Regions from separate parts of the Homo sapiens genome. Here region 1 is linked to region 2. Evidence: read pairs that join two places in POLR2A ChIA-PET (ENCODE). Cell type or tissue: PC-9. All regions are shown on one strand. Links, peaks and the distances in the headings refer to the core of each region. The heading gives the core; the rest is flanking DNA. Region 1 overlaps ZMIZ1 (zinc finger MIZ-type containing 1). Region 2 has its middle 320 kb from the start of ZMIZ1-AS1.

Evidence for each region. Peaks named below come from ENCODE experiments on the same cell type or tissue, not always from the same donor. Only the 100,000 strongest peaks of a DNase experiment are listed, where the experiment ranks them.
Region 1: POLR2A ChIA-PET joins it to region 2 with 12 read pairs; 2 of 35 experiments call an interaction of 5 or more read pairs at or near these places.

The regions. Positions count from the first base shown.
Region 1 is chr10:79,124,726-79,130,093 of GRCh38, forward strand. All of the region lies in intron 2 of ZMIZ1 (zinc finger MIZ-type containing 1), which reads left to right. Among named protein-coding and RNA genes, the nearest start is that of ZMIZ1, 58 kb to the left of the region's middle. RefSeq lists enhancers at 1,932-2,450, 4,685-5,326, 4,727-5,021. In PC-9, for the core only: a CTCF peak has its summit at 2,665; a DNase peak (open chromatin) is centred at 2,646; H3K27ac peaks cover 2,962 bases.
Region 2 is chr10:78,744,778-78,750,145 of GRCh38, forward strand. No RefSeq gene overlaps it. Among named protein-coding and RNA genes, the nearest start is that of ZMIZ1-AS1, 320 kb to the right of the region's middle. In PC-9, for the core only: no CTCF peak of the experiment used is centred there; no DNase peak of the experiment used is centred there.

The DNA.
Region 1 (5,368 bases), core at 156-5,155, 380 kb after region 2:
GTGGGGTTCCTATACAGAGTGGAAGAGTAGGGTCTTCCTGGGGTCTCTGCACAACTGGGTGGCATGGGTCAGGGCAGTCCGGCTGGGGAGGAAGATTCATTCAGCCACAGCTGAGGCAGCCCCTGAGGGCCTTGAATGCTAGGCCACAGAGTTTGGCCATGAACCTGCAGGGAGTGGGGAGCTAAAAGAGACTGCAGGGCAGTGGCACCTCCTTTGTGAGAGCTAGGAGGGCTGGCCTCAGCTTGCAAGCTAGGGCAAGGGTGAGGTGTGGTCCAGTCTAAGACTTAGTTCACCCAGGAACTGTGGCAGCAGGAAGAGCAAGGTTGGAGGCTTGTCCACTGGCCGGACCTTCATGCTCCACCACGGCCTCTTCAGCAACCCAGGCACCTCTGCTGGACCAGGCGCTGGGGCTTTCTACCAAAAGGGAAAGCCAGTCTTCTCAAATGCTGCAAGATAAAGCGACCGACGATGGAGCCAGGTGCCACAATCTGCACACCTCCCCCAACCCCATCTGCCATGGGCCTGACCTCAGCTCAGAGCTTGGGGCAGGCGTTGCTCAGTGACACAGTGGGATCAGAGAGGCTCAGAGACCAGCCCGGGGGCACACAGCATTCCTCATGGTGGGTACAGAGGCTAGAGCAGGTAGGCAGCATCTTTCCCAAGAGAGGTAGGTCTGGGTCTCCCTCTGGCCGTCCCAGGGTCCTGGACATGCTTCATGGATGGTGTGTGCTCACTCTGGTAGGAGTGTAAGGTTGTAAAGAGTTTCCTGGGTGTTACTTACTGAGGGCGCTTCTCCCTCCCACTGATGTTTGCCCCACTGGCTCTTTTTGAGCTCTGGAGTTTGTCTCTTTCTGGTTCATGAGCCACACACCCAGGCCACACATTGGGGCAGAGGACAGCCTTGGCCGTGCCTGTGTTCCTAGGTCTGAAGCCTCAGCGACCTTGCAGCAAGTAATAGACACTGGGTGGGGCCACAAGCGTGACATCTTTATTGGAATAAAAACAAAACCACAGCCTCTCTCTCGTGTTGGGAGGAGTGGTCTTTAGAAATCATTTTACCCACCCCACTCATGGCACAGATGAGGAAACTGAGGCCCAGAGATAGGAGGGCATGCCCCAAGGTAGCCAACATGGCGCTTCAGGCTATCAGCTGAGTGCAGGGCCACACTAAACTGTGTAGGCTACATGGGGGTGCAGAGGCTGGCAGGGGCAGGGACCAGCAGCAGCGATAGGAGCCTTCTATCTGCAGAAAGGCAGGACTGACCCTGAAGGGCCAAGGAAGCTCTGGGGACCTGTGGAGAGCCACCCAGAACTGGGACTGAGAGCTGCACGGGAACCCGCAGACCTGGCTCCGTGGAGCCGCATTTGTGTTCTGCCTCCTGCTGTGAGAGGTTCGCCACCACAAGCAAGGGCTTATCCTGTCATCCATTTACCCAGAGAGCCCCAGTGAGGCCGGGATTTGTAGGCCCAATGGTCAGGGCTAGGGGCAACGCCTCAGAGTCAGGGCCTAGTGTGAGGCTTATAAGGGGCAAGGGAGTGAAGAAATAAAGTGGACTCAGGAAACCAGGGGCTGCCCTTCCCCTCATCAGCCCCCTCTGCCAAGGCTTAGCAGAGTGTCCAGCAGGCTCAACCATCTGGGAGGCTGCTGACCACAGGCAGCATGGCATTACCTAGGGCCAGGGTCTAGGGGCTCTGAAGGCCTCAGGGGTCAGGGAGAGCTTCCTGGAGGAGGTGAGTGCCAGCTGAGCCCCAAAGAATGACCAGACTGTGAACCAAACTGAAAGCATTCCACGCAAAGGGAACAGCTGGGCCAAGACCCTGTGGCAGCCACACTGGGGCAGATAATGGGGGCTTTGTGGAGGCTAGGACTGCTCAGGGAAAGAAATGAGGCTGGAGGTGCCCCCGGGGGGTTGGAGACGGCAGAAGGAAAGAAGGTTATATTTTGCTTTTAACTTGCTAAATGCCCCTGAGTAGATCACTGCCCCACTTTTGTGCCTCAGTTTCCCTTTTATCTCCTCTGAGCTTCAGGCACCTGGGGAGCCACAGCAGGGAAGTGCCTCAGTGGAAGAGTCCGCTTCTGGAGGCTTTGAGCTGATGCTGGGGATATGAGCTGAGGGAAGTATGGGCTTCCCCAGCACCTCGGGGGCAGTTGGCCCAGAAGGCTGCTGCTGGACCCAAGGCTTCTCCCCAGTGGAGGAGAGCTGACCTAAGATTTCTGGGGTTTGCCAGGCTGGACCAACCTGAGAGGATGAGGGATTAGGTCCCTGGGGCAGCCCCCACTACAGACTAAGGACCTGGGTCCCAGGATAAAATGAGAGATGCGCCTCCCTTCTCTTTGCTGTGACCAACTCCTTCTTTCCTCCTTCTGCCTCCTTCCCTCCTGCTGGGGACAGGGAGGGGACAATATTTATTCCTTCCCAAGGCTGCAGCTGACTGATACCCTGATGCAGAGGAAATGCCATGCCAGTGCCAGGCATGCTGCCGGCGCTCTGGGTGCCTGGTGCCCTCTCCAGGTGTGGCTCCTCCCCATAGCCCTGGGCTCGGCCGGTCTGTGTTTGCAGAGCCTCCACTGACCTGCAGCGGCCTCTCTCTCATGCCTCTCCTATCAGCAGAGCGCCAGCCATGGGCTCCTTGGACTACAAGTCCCCGGGATTGCGCAAATTCCCCCAGCAGTTTGCACAGCAGCCAGCTCAGGCCCCGTCAGATGGCCCAGGTTCCTGCTCGGGAAGCCCATTCTTTTCTGGAATAATAAAGCAGCCACCCCACAGCAGGGGGTGGCAAGCTTCTCTTATCCTCACAACCCCTGACTCATGTCACCCTCATAATATCAAGTGGGCTGGGGCGGGGTGGGGAGGTGGGTGGCGTTTTCCAGAGGGGGAACTGGAGTCAGAGAAGAGAAGGCATGAGACTTGACCAGGGTCACACGGCCCAGCCAGGACTCCAACCAGGCCCCTGCTCAGCCTTTTTAGACCGAGCCAGTGTTTCCTGTTCAGGGCCATGCAGGAGGTGAGTCAGGAGCAGGCCCTTTGCAGGAGCTGCTGGGGGCCAGCAGGAGAGGCCACCAGTCTCTGTCTTCCCTCTTTGGCTCCAGCTGCTTTAATTGGCTGGGGCTGCCAGTGGCGCTGACATTTACCTGGTGGGAAGGAGGGCCTCCTCCCTCTTGAATTGAGATGCTAAAAATAACAGGGCCCAGCTTCCCAGGGCCACTGCTCAGCCAGCGCCTGCCTGCCCCCTCAGCTACCTTTTTCCTGGGTGCTGGAAGCTAATTGCTTTGCAAGCATGCAGTTCCTTGCGCTGAGAACTTCCTAGGGATTGGGACAGGAGGCATTGCATGCTCAGCTTCTGAGTCTAAAGAGGGGTCTCTGCAAGACCTCCCTCCCCTCCAGGCAGCAGGGTGATGGTCTTCTGCCTCAGGTCTCCCTCCCCCTTTTCTCCCTGGGTGCAGTACCTGTCCAGGTTGACTACTCCACCCCTAGGTGCTTGGGTGCCTTCTTTGAGCTGCCAGAGTTTCCCCTGCTCTAAGAGAGGGGGCTCTGCCCTCCTTGGAGTTTTCTAGTACTCACCTCTCCCTGCACCATACTCGACCCAGACATATGCGGTGTGGCCCTCTGCCCTCATGCTGTTCATTTTGTCATACCAGCAACCAAGAGGAGCCCAGGCTTCGGAGCTGGACAAGTTTAAATCCAGCTGTGTGACCATAGCACATTTCCAAGCCTCTCTTTTCTCATCTCAGAAATGGGCATGAATCTGACCTTTGCAGTGTTGTTGCAGAATGAATCGCAGTGGGCAAAACATGCCTGATCAAGAGTGGAGCCCCTGGGGCCAGGAGGAGGCGTGTGTACATCATGGGGCGTTCCTTTCTCTTGCTGTGTAAATAGACCCTGGAACTCAATAAATTAGATTGATTGGACCAGAAGGGGAAGGTCTTGAAGACCCAGGCTAAGGATTAGGGACTCAGTCTCCCTGAAAACAGGGTATGCTTGCCAATCCCCAGGGCACCTCCAGAGTGGCCTGTGTGTTTGTCCAGTTCTTGCCCTGGGTCAGTGTGACCATAATCATTTTGACATTGGCCAGCATCTCCCGGGCTTTGGGATCATTCCAGTGGAAAAAGTAGTTTTCAGTGCTCTATGCTTGGCAGGTGTGAGAGCCTGGGCGTGCTTAACCCATCCACACCTCAATTTCCTCATCTGAAAATGGGGATGATAATACTTCCTTCCCCGTTAAGTATTGTAAGGATTAGATTAGCAACATATGCACAGTACTTAGAAAGTCTGGTGCAGGGTAACACTTGGTATGTGTTAGCTGGTACTCATAGTAGTAAGAATAGTCTAGCAGTTGGGAGTAATAACAGCAGCCACCTGCCGTTTGTTTAATGGTTTTTATCAGATGCTGTGCCGGATGCTAAGCACTTTAAGTACATTATTTAATGTCACTCTCCCCCACCTCCCAGCAACCATACACAAGGTACTGTTATAAGCTCTGAGTTCCAGATGAGGAAACTGAGACACAGAGAGTAGTTGAACTGAAAACCAGAGTTCAGCATCAGCCCCACTAGGGTGGCCGTCCAGATTGCCTGGGACCGTCCTGGTTTTAGCATGGAAAATTCTGTGTCCCAGAAACCTGTCACTTGTGGGCAAACCAGGATGGTTGACCACCCAAGGCCTGCCTGAGTCCACTGGCCCCACTCTGAAGCCCACAGGATCCTCTTCTTGGCGCAGGGGCTTGCTGGTGCAGTCGCTCGGCCCCTTCCCACACCTCATAGGCCCCTCCCCCAGCCAGATTGTGCCTGCCCATCCCCCAGGGCCTGGCTCCAGTCTCCTCTCTGGCTTCCTCTCTTCCCTCCCCTCTGCCAGCAGGAGGGGCATGACTCATGCCTGGTGGGCTCTTTGCTCAAGGCTGTGACTGCAGTTGTCTGGTGGACTCTGAGCTGCCCCTCACCAGGCCTCAGTCTCCCTATTTGCACTGAGGGCTTTAGTGGCTTTGCTCCCAGCTTTCTGGAGACGTTCAGGAAACCTCTTCCTTGAAAGAGGGAGGGCAGAGCGAGCCCCTGCCCCCAGCCCTGGCCTGAGCAGTTGGGAGGGATCGCACTGGCCCTTCCGGTGCATTGATGGAGTGCACTGCTGACAAAGGAGAAAGGTCAGCAGGGGGACAGAGCGGAGTTGGTGGTGGCCTGCTGGCCTGCAGTGCCCTCCCACAAGATAGGGCTTCCTGGGGGAGGGGAGCAGTGCTCCCTGGGCTCTGGGTCAATTCATATTGATGCAGGCAGCTGCTGGTTCAGCAAAGCTGGGCATCCAAGCCCCCAGAGGGCTGCGGGGAGATGCCTAGGTCATCCTTGACACCTCACTTTCCCTGACCCCCACATCCAACA
Region 2 (5,368 bases), core at 59-5,058:
AGCGCTGAAGCAGGATGGCCCTTCAGAGTGGCCCTGAGTTCAGGCAAAGGGGTTGGGCCTTTCTACCTCCCAGTTGGCCAGTCACTGGATGTGGGCTTTCCCAGGGAGGGGTGTGACCTTGGCAGTGTAGCTTTCTTTAGTCCATTCCTGAAGAGGGCTGACAGCTGACGTGGAGGACTCTCCACTCACAACTCCCAGCAGCTGGGGGAGAGCGTCCTCCAGTCCTGCAGGGGAGACCTGGGTGCCTAGCCCACCTGGTGGCTGTCCCACACTGCTCCCTGTGGCGTCGCCACCCACTGTTCTGGGCCTTCCTTTTCTCCTGGTCCCCCTGTCCGGGCCAGCTCTTCTTTCCCTTCTTCCAGTCTCCCTCAGTGTCAGAGACTGCTCTAAGGAACGACACTTGCAAGGGGGTTGGAGCAGAAACTGGTCACCCTCCATGCTCAACTCTGGCCCTCCAGGGACCTCTCTGGGAGCTGAGAGCAGGCCCCTGGCTGCCCCTGCAGAAGGGTGTCCTCTGAGCTTGAGGCTTCTATATGCAGGAAGGCACATTTGAGTCTGTCCCTCAACCAGGTCCTGACTCTCTGGGCTGTGGACTCTGTCTCTCAATGCATTTTCTCCTTTGCCCTCCTCCCAAGTGGACCTCCAGCCCTGCCCTGACTCTCCTGCCTCAGATTCTAGATATAGCCCAGAAGCCCTGGTAGGAATTAGGTGGGTACTGCACTCTTCACAGAGAAGCAACTGGGCTGTGTGGGACCTCTGGCTCACATTTCCTGGTAGTAAATGATTGTCCGCCTTCATATGGGAGCTTGTGTCCCGGAATATCAGGTCCTTTATCTGTAAAACAAGATTAGTGAGAGGCACAGCAGAGGCACTGGGTAAATGTTTGTGGGGCAAAGGAGTAAGTGCATGGCCTGGGGAATGCAGCTGAGGGACATCGGCCAGCCAGTGTCAGACCAGGTCTGGGCTTGGAGCATGTCCACAGTGTGGTGGTTTAAAACCAGGGCAGAGTGGGGCAGGCCCTCTATCCATCACATACCAGCGTGTGCCTTTGGCAAATTGATGCACCTTCCGTTGTTAGTTTCCTCTTTGTGAAGCAGAGATAATAGTACTCACCTCCAGCGGTGGTTTGAGGGTTGAATTAGACCAAGCATACAGTGGTGTGCTGGGCACACAGTCAGCCCCCAGTACAGGTGTGTTTTCATTCTCACCGTTATGTCAGTTCTGCCTGACTCTGTGTCCACAGAACTTTCCATCACCTCGCACCCGCCTCGATCCCCTCTGGGATGAATATTCTCCAAGTCATCTTGCAAATAAACTCCCTGGCCCAGACCTAACAATGCAGCCTGCCTGCTTTAACTTGGAGTCTGAGCTCGTCCCTCCTGTATCAAACCCTTTAGAGAGCCTGTGAGGCTCCCAAGAGGAAGAAATGAATTGCTCAGCCTGCAGCAGCCCCCTGCTGTTCTTCTAGCTGGCTGGGGTCCCCATTAGTGAAACAGCCCAGCTTTCCCCCAGCAGGAGAGGACACTAGCTTCACAGGGCAGCGTGGAGCTGCGGGATTGGCAGTTCCTAATGGAGGGGGATGGCAATCCCAAACACTGCCCATTAGCAGCGGCTTCTGTGACCCCAGCCGCTCCCGCAGAGCAAACCTTCATCTCCACGTGTCCTCTCTGTGTGCCTGGTGGATGCTTTCCCCTCCCAGGATTGGTCATTAGCACTGAAGGGCGTGGCTGCCAGGCTCCAGGGGGCTTTCTTAGCAGGCTGGGGAGACGGCAAGGAAGGGACATGGAGTGAACAGTGGTCTGGTCCCCCAGAGGTTCGCTGTTGGCCAATATGCTGTGACCCATGGGCTTCCTTGGCCCAGGCCACAAGGTATCTTGCACGCAACTGCAAGGTAGACACGCAGTATCAAGAGTCTTTAGTTAATGGAGCTGTGTGGAGTTAGGGGGATCACAGCTCCATGGTTGGGGGTGGGTAGACACTAGGAGGAGTCTGTTGAATTCCACACTGAGTCCAGCAGTCAAGACCTAGTGATAAAGAACAAAGGCCAGGTCCCGGATAGGGGGTATGTGTAGGGCATGAGGATTTCTGGCAGGAGGGGCTGCAGGCTCAGAGCAGGAGTGAGGTAGTGGTTGGGGGCTATTGTTCCAACCAGATCCAAAGAAGGGCCCAGTAGTGGTGCCTGGGCAGACCCACAGGGTGAAGAAGGAAAGAAGTCACACCCCCAGTAGAAGGCTTAGAAAACCCGCAGTAAGTTCTTTCAGAATCACTCATCAGGTGGCATCATTTCCCTGCTTCCCATCTTCCAGTGGCTGCCCCCAGCCCAGGCTGCCCTGGCAAGTTTTTCACCCGACCTCACCCTCCTTGCTTTTGAGTCTTTGAAAATGTTCCCCAGCCTTTCCCCACCCCAGGGCCTTTGCTCATGCCACTCTACCTGGCAGGAAACCTCTACCTGCCTCAGACTCCAATACCAGCTCCCATCTTGCCCTTCTCAAAGCCTGGACTTCAGTATTTTCTCCAGGGAAGGACCAGTCCTGCCCACCTTACCTAAACTTATGCCCACCATCCTGTTATCCTCTACTTCAGCATCCTATTATGTTTCTTTTAGGCCTCTTATCATAATTTATTCTTACAGGGCTTCTTTGGTAGTTTATTTGTTTATTGTCTGTCTCTCCCTCCAGTTGAAAGACTCTAGGAGGGCAGAAACCACCTCTCTCTCTCTCTTACCATTATCTCCAGCCCTAAACATTCCAGAAGCCCTCAGTAAGTGTCAGCTGTTATTTCTACCAGTTTATTGCTGCTGTGATGGTAGTTACTGTAGGCTAGCAATAAATATCGCTTGAACACTGAGTGAGTATCAAGACTCACTCCAGCTCCCACTCACTTGAGGGGCTGCGATAGCAGATGTGCCAGGCCCCGGGCAGGCAGAAAACTCCTGGCTGTTCACTCTGCCCCCTGGTCCTCACAGGAGGTCAACTCAGCCCCAGAGGTGAGGCGAGCAAGCCCCAACACCATGATCCCTCTGCGTCCAACCTGCCCCTTCCAGGCCTGCCTAGCTCCTGGAGTCACCCCAGAAACTCCCCCCAGCACACATACTGTCATCTCTTCACCGTGAACTGTATTTAAAATGTAAATAAAAAAAGGCTTTTAGGAGATTTAACTGTTTCCCTTGGTATTTAAATTATTCAATTATAACTAAAGCTATTAAAATACAGTTAATTAAAATTGTTAGATTGTTTTCCTTTGCACTGATCGCAGCATTGCCAACTTCTCCCTCTAGCTGTTTAATTCCTATTAAAAATGATAATGCCTCGCTTTATTCATAAATGCAGCAACCTTCCCGCACATTCTTCAAGTGATCTCCTCAACACGAACCGCGCCGTGTTCTTTTCTTCTAGCAGTGAAGCGGAAATTCTGCTGTAGTCTTTAGAGGTTTAATCAGCAGTAAAAGGCCTCAAAATTTAAACATTAGCATTACCAAGTCACAACAAATAATGCAGCCCCCTGTTAAAAAAAAAAGTCTAATTCTAATGCAACGTAATGTCATTAGAGACCAAAGAAGAACCCTGAAGTTTAATAAACGGTGGGACCCAAATAAAGATTTCATAACTTACAACATAAAATCACCCGATCCACATGTTAAATATTTTATTTGAAAGGTTTCACAGCATTTCCAGTGGGAATAGCTCTGCAGTGGAAGTACAGATGGGTAAGTGCTGCCGGAACAGAAAGCAAGAAAAAAAAAAAAGGAAGAAAAGAAGGCTTCGAGGACCAGCTCTTAGCTTGTTGAGTTTGGCATGTATAAGATGGCGCACCCTGAGAAACTAATTGGTTCTAGTGTTTAAACTCCTGAGCCATGTGTTCCCACAAGGATAATGGCTCTTGCAGGTAATGATGGGCAAGGTGGCAACGTATTTAACTTTCTCGAATGTAGCAGGTGCCACCTCTAGAATTTGGAGTGATTTGTGAGCCACATGTGGTGGAGGGGGTGAGCCTTCCAGTCCCCAGATGGAGAAACGGAGGGTATAGTGATGAAATCAGCCCAAGCCATCAAGGGTGACCAGTTGATGAGGAGCCTTCTATGCTCCAAACCAGGCATGAGTAATAATTATCCCGCCCTCGAGGAACTCGGAGTCCAGCAGGGCCCTTGTAAACCACATATGGGGTACAAGTTCAGACTGCATTTGCTCCAATGAATTATTCCTGTGGGGAGGTGGAAGACTTCAAGAGAGAAGGAAAGATTGGTGCTTTGGCTGGCTGAGAAGATCTCTAGTGGCCCAGAGAAGAAGCATAGGAGAAGATCAAGACAAAGAGGCGGGAAAGAGATGGTGAGTTGGGGCCAATGAGTCATTTTTTAGGGCTGGAGCACGGGCTAGTGGGAAGGTTGTGGTGGGAAAATCTAAAGTCTTAGGAACCCCTTCAGGAAAGGTCTTGAACCTCATGCTTAGGAGTTTTGACTGTACTCTGAAGGTTGCCTACAATTTAGAGACCAACCAAAGCCCATTAACTACTTATGTCTGTCACAGAACTGGGTCCTTGGGAGGTAGTTGGTGGTGTTGAGTGTATTAGTCTGTTCTCATCCTGCTAATAAAGACATACCTGAGAGACTGGGTAACTTATAAAGGAAAGGTTTAATTGACTCATAGTTTCACAATGCTGGGGAGGTCTCATGATCATGGTGGAAGACAAAGGAGGAGCAAAGTCAAGTCTTACATGGTGACAGGCAAGAGAGCTTGTGTAGGGGAGCTCCACCTTATAAAAGCATCAGATCTCATAAGACTTATTCCCTATCATGAGAACAGCATGGGAAAGGCCCGCCCCCATGATTCAATTACCTCCCACTGGGTCCCTCCCACAACAAATGGGAATTATGGGAGCTACAATTCAAGATGAGATTTGGGTGGGGACACAGCCAAAAAATATCATTGAGTAAACCAATGAAAGACCTAATGCCTTTCGTGCACTAATTGTCTCTGGGAAAGCCATAGGTTTCACCAATAAGCTGGTGGGTACCCTATCCAAAGGATGGTCTCTGCCAACCTGAGCTCTTGGACCTTGGTCTGCCAGTGTCCTGGGCTCTCACACTGGGGCTATGGTCTTCCATATGGACCCATCCACTTTCATATTCTCTGTTGGGGATATGGGCTTTCTCCTTTGTGCAGCTACAGAACCATAATTGCTGAGCTGCTTAGGTTCACCACATGTGCCTCTTGGCCCAGAGAGGTGCAATGCCCAGGGAAGTATAGAGAGGGGATGGCTTGATGTTCACATCAATAGTGTTCTTCATTAGAAAAATGCAAGTGAAAACCACAATGACACCCACTGTGCAGCCACTACAGTGACTGTAAGCAAAAAGGCAGCAATGCCAAGT